2 separate regions of the Mus musculus genome follow, and region 1 is linked to region 2. The links are chromatin loops, found by intact Hi-C in ENCODE. Cell type or tissue: gastrocnemius. All regions are shown on one strand. Links, peaks and the distances in the headings refer to the core of each region. The heading gives the core; the rest is flanking DNA. Region 1 has its middle 110 kb from the start of Gm46085. Region 2 has its middle 130 kb from the start of Ly96.

Region 1 (4,400 bases), core at 276-4,275, 170 kb before region 2:
CAATTCCTGCCTGAAGGGATGTCTTCTGTGTATGGAATATGTGTGTACAAATCAATGTGTTTCTTTGCAAAGGCTAGTGGCACACAAAATGCAAAGCAATGGCTCAGAAGGTGCGTTTGTGCTGTTGATGCATCTCACATGAGAGGCTTAGGAGTGTTCAGCAATGCTGAAGACTTCTCAGACTGAGTGCACCTACTCATTAATGCCTGTTGCACAAACTGAACAATAAAATGATATAGCCAAGGTAAATGATGAAAGATCTCGGTAAAGCTCTGCCTACTGGTGAGGCTTGATTATGGGAATGAGCTGGTGCATGGGGCCTCAGCATTACCATTGATATTCAGCAAATATTAACAAGCCTAGTTTTTAGACATAATTGTTGTGAACACAGGCAAATGGTGGTGGCTTTAAATAAAAATTAGAATCTATTTAATCAGAAATAGCATAGACAAAAGATGATGTTAGATCATCTAATGATGTGGAGCATAGCAACCATTCATTTATAACCTCTACCATCAAGAAAATGGTTAAAAGCCATATATACTACTGCTCAGTGTAGAGTATCAGAGAGGTTATCTTCAGCCCAGTGTTAGCCACACTCCTGGGCTTGTCTTTGCGAACTAACAGGAAACAAATTCTGCTTTGAACTTGTTTCATTATTTTAAAGAAACCAGCAGAAGAAAAATCTACTGAAACTTTAAATAACTTTTATATCATTAAAACACCGACAGTTTTTTTTCTTCCACCATATTACATTGAATACAAGTGTGAAAACACACTCTCAAGTGATTTTCAAACTTTAATAATGCTTGGAGGTAGAAATACTTCCTTGCATACTTTTCTGGCATAGTTTCTAAAGAGCAAGTCCAAGAACTTTAATATTTTTCCTCTTGTTTTTGTTTTATTTTGTTTGATACTAGAGATTGAACCCAGGATCTAACACATGCTTGGCAAGTGTGCTACTGTGAGCTGTCTTGCAGCCCTCTATTTTGAGACAGACATCAATATATAGCTCACCTGGCCCTGAACTTGTCCTATAGTCAGGGCAGGCTTGAATGTGTGATCCTCCTACCTCAACCTTCAGAGTGCCTGCCATTAGCCAACTGCAAACCCTGGCTTAGAATTTCTCATTTCTAACAGTCCCCTCGGAGATGTGGATGCACAGTGGTCCTCAACCTTCCCTATGCTGTGACCTTTTAATGCAGTTCCTTATGTTGTGGTGACCTCCCAACCAAAAAAAGTATTTCTGGTGCTGCTTCATAACTGTAGTTTTGATAGTGTTATGGATGTTAATGTAAATATTTTTAGAGATGGAGGTTTGATAAAGGTGCCACAACCCAAAGGGGTGCACAAGTATAGCTGCATGAATGATACAATAAGAGAAAAGACTAAAAAGCAGACATATATAGCAACATAGTGTTAAATGCTTACAGTAACTTAATGAGCTAATAATTTTCTCCTGCTTCCATAAAAGAACACCACGGCTCAGAAGATAGACAGGACTGCTTTAGAATACACAGCTGCCAAGTTGCAAACCCAAGACTCACAGCAACGTACCCAAGTTTCACATCCTGGATGCACTCTATTCTCTGTTTCAGGCAGCTTGAATTCTGTTCTCTGGCCACTAAGTGGTTAAAATACCAGGCATAGCTAGAGCCCCCTTTGACTGCCAGGCTAATCAGGGAGGTTGAGTCTTTGGTGTTGATGAAACATGATATTAATATCTGAGGTGGACAGTGATGCATATTCCATTGGTACATGAATAAGTCGTTCTCAAACACATATAGTAGTTTTCTATGGACATTTCTGTCAAACCAGATAAGATGTTGTACCTCATCCTTCTAAGATCTGTACACTCAGATCTGTTGCTTTTACCAGAGAGTTCTCACATTCCTTAGCCTACACACAACTCCCTCTATCCATCTGTATAGATTTTCTCCCTTGCTTTTGACTGCTTTTTAAGGGAAACAAAACATCATTCATGACAACTATGGGGTTTGCATGTACAAATTCCATCACATCCTCCTGACCTCCCCCAGTGACCACTGGCCTAGAAAAGGAAGCCCCACGGCCAGGCAGACACCGACAGGAAGCAAGTCTGCGTTTGAGAAAACATCCTGCACCTTATTTTTTCCCAAAGATGTGTGTAGGACTTGAGAAGACAGTTTTTCACGGAGCAAAGACAGGCTGCATCAGAGTCTTTTCTTTCGGGCCTGAGTTTTTCCACAGTTTGTTGTATGGGCCATGTGCAGAAAAGAATGGGGTAAATAAACATGAAAAGATACTCATTCTGAGTAGTGACTACAGAAATTCACATGATATTATTAAAATCTAGTGCACGCCATATTGATTATATCCTTAGCGGAAAAAGAAAAGGCTCTGAAGAGGGCTAGACTTGGAACTCACATCTCTACTAAACCGTGCCAGGCAGCTTTCCTTATCATAGTTCTCCACTGCTGTAGAGAATCCCTTCCTCAGAGAACCCTGTACCCTGTTGGTCCTCAACTCTGTTTAGAAATTGTCTGGTTTTCTATCTCTACCCAAAACTGCATTTCTAAGAGAAACAGGCAGAGACTTTATATCTTATGCCCTATTGTCTGAGACAATGCCACACATATATAGCATTAACTAGCTGATTAATGCATAAAACAATTCTGCCCTTGGATCCTCAAGCTCCTGCAAAGTAGCAATTTTTCCATAACATACTTTGAGGATCCTACTGTCTAGTTCTGGTTTTCATTGTCAGTGCCTCTATGCTACATGGAGAAAGGGTGTTGACTTATGGGAGAGAAAGATATCTTGAGATTTACAAAAGAACTGTTGAGATGCCATTTGCTCCCACTTCTCAAAGTTGTGGCTGAGTAATTTTGTGCAATTGGTTTGGTAAGCAACTTGTTCCTATATCTAATAAGGCCAGCAGACCATCCACCATGGCTGCACCAATGGTTTCTCAGCACTCTGATAAGACATTACACTTAAGCTGGTTAGACAGCATAATGAATACTAGAAGTTTATTTCAGAGGTAACAGATCCTGGTTCCTTATTTATTTCGCACTGGCAACTATGGGGTGAAGAGAAATGGGCCGACTAAAGTGGAGGGAATTCAATCATTGTGTTGAGTGATCTGGTGTGGAGAGTAAGGAAAAGAAAGATTCACAAGAACGGCATCCCTGGCCTGAGCAGCTGGACTTTCTGGTGCCCTTAACTACAAGAGAAGGAGGGGACGAGCAAGTGACCTCCAGTGAACCGAAGACACTGAAGTCAGCTTTAGACATGGATCTGAACTGGCTGTGAGACATGCCAACTAGATGGAATGTCATTGGATATACAAGAACACTGTGCACAGGATCCTGACGTGTAGTGAATCTAGCATGGGAACATGTATTTTTTAAGTGCTTTATTTGTTCTGCTTGTTACAAAGCAGTCTTCCTGTTCCTGTAAGCAAGTCTCTTGGTATTTTCATGTTGTTCCTAGCTGTCACCACCGTCTGTCTCCAGTGTCTCCACTGTAGTTTTTGAGATTATTTTCATTGTGTTTCCTTCTGTATTTTGTTTTGTTGGTTGTTAGTTTATTTGTTTAAGGCAGGGTCTTACTTTGTAGTCCTGGCTGTCCTAGAACTCACTGTGTAGACCAAGCTGCACTCAAACACACAGAGGTCTGCATTGACTCCTCTGTATCTGAAGTGCAGTGATTAAAAGCATACGCCACCATATCCAGACTTTCTGCTTTTCTTTTTTTTTAAGATTTATTTATTGATTATGTGTAAGTACACTGTAGCTGTCTTCAGACACACCAGAAGAGGGAGTCAGATCTTGTTATGGATGGTTGTGAGCCACCATGTGGTTGCTGGGATTTGAACTCAGGACCTTTGGAAGAGCAGTCGGGTGCTCTTACCTGCTGAGCCATCTCACCAGCCCATTTCTGCTTTTCTTAAGGAAAGAAAAATCTATATACTATAGATATATTTGCAATTATTATAATAACCTATTTTTAAATCCCTGAAGCTGACATCACAAATCACAAACGCATGATTTTTTAAATTCATTTTATAACAAGAAATTTGGAAATCAAACTTCTATGGATAGCTATTGCTGTTTAACTTCTACTGAATTGTAAAGGTTCTAGAAAATTTTTCTTAATAAGGAGGAGCATGGACATCAAAGAACCATCTGCTAATCTCCATGAACATGCCCCTTCCTGCTCCAGGTGGACTGGGTGATGGTCTCCTTCCTGGACTCTTAGCTTCCCTTGCATTTGAGCTTCCTGCTAAAGGTACCAACACCAGTATTTTTCAATTGTCATCTACTTGGAGAAATTTCCTAACTTACCTAATGATAGAGGAAGAAGTTGAAAAAAGGAGAATCAGAGCTCCTTCAGGCCATGGGAAACCAAAAGTGTCT
Region 2 (4,400 bases), core at 100-4,099:
ATATATGGAACCACAAAGTACATGTAATCACAAATCACTATCATCTCATTTATTCTTTGGGTTATAGTTGAAGATATTCAGGTAAGCTATATCATCTATAAAATACTTTCCAGAATAACAAAGAGAGTGCTACAAAGTGTCTCCTATAAAACAGAGTTTTAATTTTTCTAACTCTAGCATTTCTTTAACTTTATCACTTGATATGATAGACTTAAGAATTATCAGTGAATGCTAAGAAGTGTGTGAATGTTTGATGACAAACAGAATGTTTTCATAATTTTGAAGTATATTTCCATAAACTGTTTTCTAATTGCAAAGAGAAAAATACTTCATAGTAAAAAACCCAAATCAATGATATTTAGAAAAATATTGTGTTATTTTATACATGCGTGTATATATTGAGAGAGAAAAAATAAAAATGGAATTAAAAATTGAAGCTTGATGTGGTGGCCTAAGTCTAAAATCCCAGCATTTAGAATGAAGAGACAGGAGAATTGTTGTGAATTAAGGGTCAGGTCTACATAGTGAGTTCTAAGCCAACCCAGGGCTGCGATAGCAACACAATGTCTTCAAAGAACAAAAAGAAAAATTGGAGAAACCTGATATTATAACCTGTAAACCATCATCAGTCTATGTTATAAGTCTATGTTATAAGTGCTTTGCAGGTCCACTATATAAATACAACACCTTTATGCTTGATTCCACCTTCCACTCTTCTACTTATTTATAGTTAATAGTGGTCCAAAAACACTAAGTAAAAAGGTTTTAGGAATAGTGAAACCATGGAGTTTTAAATTGCACGTTGTTCTGATGAAATCTCAGCCATCCTTTTCTAACTTGCCTAGGATGTGAATTATCCTCACCTAGCATAACCACACTGCATAAACTATCCAACTTGTTTGTCACTGAGGAGCCATCTTGGCTACCATATCAGATTCTGTAGCATGTACTATGCTTGAAACTGGGTCACCCTTATTATACTTTATATTGCCCCGGAGGAGCAGGAAGAGCAATACTGATAGTTTAGATATGCCCAAGAGAAGCTTTAAGCTATTTCCTCTAAGAATGAACATTTGCTATGGATCCATGTGTATGAAAGAGCTCATAGAGTTTGATATTATTATCTGAGGCTTCAGGCATGTAGAACTTGAGTTTATACCCCCATGATAAAGAGGAAACAGTATTGCTAAGTTCTCATCTCATAGATGTAAACAGACTCAGAAAAACATCTAAAAAGATAAGAACAATGGAAGATGGTGTTATGAAGGAGAAAGAAAGAGAACACAGGCTTGATTTTTTTTTTAAGTACAGGGGACCAAACCTGGGGCCTTTTATTGTTGGTGCTCTATCACCGGGTTGTCTCTAATTCGAAAATCAAGATTGTTTAAGACAAATTACCTCTAGACATTTACTAATAATGAACCTTACTCTTGTTTGCAAATCTTTCCTTTTATAAACCCAGTGAGCAGTCTGAACATCAGATAACCTGATAGAATTTTTATTACAAGTGAACAAAACCAAAACCAAATCTTTCGTCTTAAAACCACTTGAAAGGTAGCTCTGACTCTTCACATTCCTTGATGCGAAGGACTTTACCTAGGTTATATTACTTTACAATTACAAGCTGTAGCATTTTCCCAAGAAGCATCAGAGCATGCTCTGTCCTCACCATCAAAGTCTCTCAGGTACAAAATGTTAAGAATGTGATTAAGTGACCAAAGAAGAGTTTAGAAGACAGGAAGATAGGCAGAATACAGCCAGATCTTTGAAAAAATAATAAAGTAAATAAAAACTGAATCTGAACACATTCTCAAGTAATAGGCATGAACTGGCCACTTCCCTGTCGGTGAACGTGAGACCGCAGTGGACCCAGCGGCTGAGAATGAGTATCCTAAGACTGTGGAGCAAACAGGAAAGGGTTTCTCCTTCACCAGCAGTTGTTATTTTCCTGGCAGACATGTCAGGTGCCAGAAACTTTATCCAGACAGCCAGAGACATGGATTAGAGAGAGGAGCATAACGAGGACAAAGAAGAAAACAGACTTAGAAGAAAGAGTGAAAGATGGAGTCAGAGTGCTTACAACCGGAACCAATTCCAGACAATATATGAGTTTTTAAAGCACCTAAAAAGCTGCCCAGTCTCAGAAATAGAATAAGGCAGAGTGGAGACCCACAGATGGCCCAGAAGCTTTCCCACCAAACACAGAAGAGAGGCCTGACTCAGAGTCATAAAAGCATGCATGGTTGTGTGAGCACGGACCACTAGAGTTTTGCCTCCTTGCTCTTGAACCAAAAAGGCATTTGGAGTTCCCAACAAACCCCAGATCCCCCTTGCCTGCCTGCTTCCCAGGTTCCATGATGCCTGCTTGAGTGACACTTACCTCTCCCTATTTCTCTATATATCCCACGTCTGACACCTGAACAACACACATACTTCCCCTAAGCCCCTTCATTAACCTTTATTTTCTCTTGCAGCTATCATGAAAGCACAAAGTCATCTAGGGTCATCTAGTCAAGGTTGAGAAGCCTGAGCCACCCACCTGTTCCTGCTCATCAAGGTGAAAGCTGCCAAGTGCTGAGTTGATTGAAAATGTCCTGTTAAGTCATTTAAAGACATAGTTCATCTTGTGTCTAGCTAAGCATAATCTTAAGAGAACCTTTCACTGAGTGTTGTTTGCTATAAAGTAAAACAAGCTCGAGTTTGAAAATCTTCTCATCAGAGTTCCTGTCAGTGTTTATTCCCTTTACAAACAGAGCATTCTGCCAAGCAGGCAACCGTGTGAGCCTGCTCATAGTGAAGTCGCTTGAATCAGTCCCTTGAACAGTACTTTGTTCCTTAGGAAGTAGCTGAGATGGACAGAAGAGGCATATTAATAGCCTCTGGCCCAAAAGTTATCACATCAATGATGCATTCTGGTTCTTCCAGCTGAACTGAAGAACTGTCATTATTTTCCTCCTGGGTATTTTCACCCACTTGCCTTAAAAGTCAACATCTCTGATCTAGGGCATAATATATAACTCCCTAACTGAAGCCCATCAAAACTGTAGGGTTTGGATCCAGAATGTGCCCCAGGTGACCTGTTGTGCTAGGGAAAATGTTAGTGATCCCCTAAAACACACACAGGAGCTGATCTGGTACAATTCACATCAGGGTTATTATTCTATTCAAGCTAGCTCTGGGCCTCCCCCAACACACCACCCATGAAGGACAGGTTTTTTTTTTTTTTTTTGGAGGGGGGGTGTGGCGCATCCCAGAATGTCTATCAGGGCAAGGCTTTATAGTAAGCAGCAAGCAGGGAATACCTGTGCAAGCATCAAATTGGAAAGCTGCTGTGGCCTTTAACATAATTGGTTGGTGCTGGGAGTCATATCATAAACTTAACTTCTGCTCCCGTCTGCATTGGTGGTCATTGGACAGGGGGTGGGCTTGTAACCTGTGGGGATACAGGTTTGTTGGGGGAATAATCTGGAGACACTGGTCTTGTTGAGGGTGTAACCTGGAAACACTGATCTTGTTGGGGATTAGCCTAGAGACTGGAGCTAGACTCAGATTTTGTTGGGGGGAGGGGGAGCAACTTGGAAACTAATGCTAAGTACCAGCCTGTTAGTTTACCTGCGTTCAAACTTGGGTCAGGTTCTCTAAAATGGAATCTGAATTCAAAAGCTTTGGCATCTCAGTCCTATGTTATAAAGGCCTAGTGAGAAAGCTTAAGAAGCAGGTCCCAGTTAGAGGTCTAACAGCCATGGTGGCATGCCTCTGAAGGGGACAGTGGAAGCCTAAATCCTTCTTTTCAATTAATTTCACATTCCAGCTATAGGAGCTAGTAATGGAGTTTTGTGTTTATCCTGGATTTGATCTTCAGTGTTATGAAATAAAGGAAAAGTATAAAAACACATCCTGCTGCAGGATATATGATCATACTGTGAACTCTGAGATTGTGTTGTTCACTGGAAAACCAGTTTCTAGTTGTGTAGTGGTTCAGTCTTAGCACACACCTTTAATCCCTCTGGCTAGAATGCAGACACACCCTCAGTACAAACCTTTAATGGAAAACAACGAAGGTGAAGTTAGTTTGTTGAAGGAAGCATCCATATTTGAGAGTGATGCCTAATTGAGTGGCAGACAAAATGACAAATCAGAAAAAGGTTTGACAGAATAGGATATGCCCAACTCTCAGGAAAATAGAGAAAAAAAGAGAAGCTACTTAAAATGAGAGCAGTGTAGACAGAAAGGAGGCAGTTTTACTGGGACAGTTGTACAGAGACAGGTGAAGAGAGAATGGGACACAGAATGAGAAGGAACTAGAAGATTAGAATAGATTTTCAAAGTTAGTTTGAGACCAAGCAGAGCAATTCGGGAGAAGCTGAGAGAAGCCAGATTGAATCAGTCAGCTGGGAGAG

Evidence for each region. Hi-C counts contacts between places; a loop is a spot of excess contacts. Peaks named below come from ENCODE experiments on the same cell type or tissue, not always from the same donor. Only the 100,000 strongest peaks of a DNase experiment are listed, where the experiment ranks them.
Region 1: a loop joins it to region 2, with 4 times the contacts of the local background. A loop is called at or near these places in 2 of 42 quality-filtered maps.

The regions. Positions count from the first base shown.
Region 1 is chr1:16,985,292-16,989,691 of GRCm38, reverse strand. It overlaps a transcript of Jph1 not described here. Among named protein-coding and RNA genes, the nearest start is that of Gm46085, 110 kb to the left of the region's middle. In gastrocnemius, for the core only: no CTCF peak of the experiment used is centred there; no DNase peak of the experiment used is centred there; H3K27ac peaks cover 2,833 bases.
Region 2 is chr1:16,819,535-16,823,934 of GRCm38, reverse strand. No RefSeq gene overlaps it. Among named protein-coding and RNA genes, the nearest start is that of Ly96, 130 kb to the right of the region's middle. In gastrocnemius, for the core only: a CTCF peak has its summit at 1,873; no DNase peak of the experiment used is centred there; H3K4me3 peaks cover 1,349 bases; H3K27ac peaks cover 3,325 bases.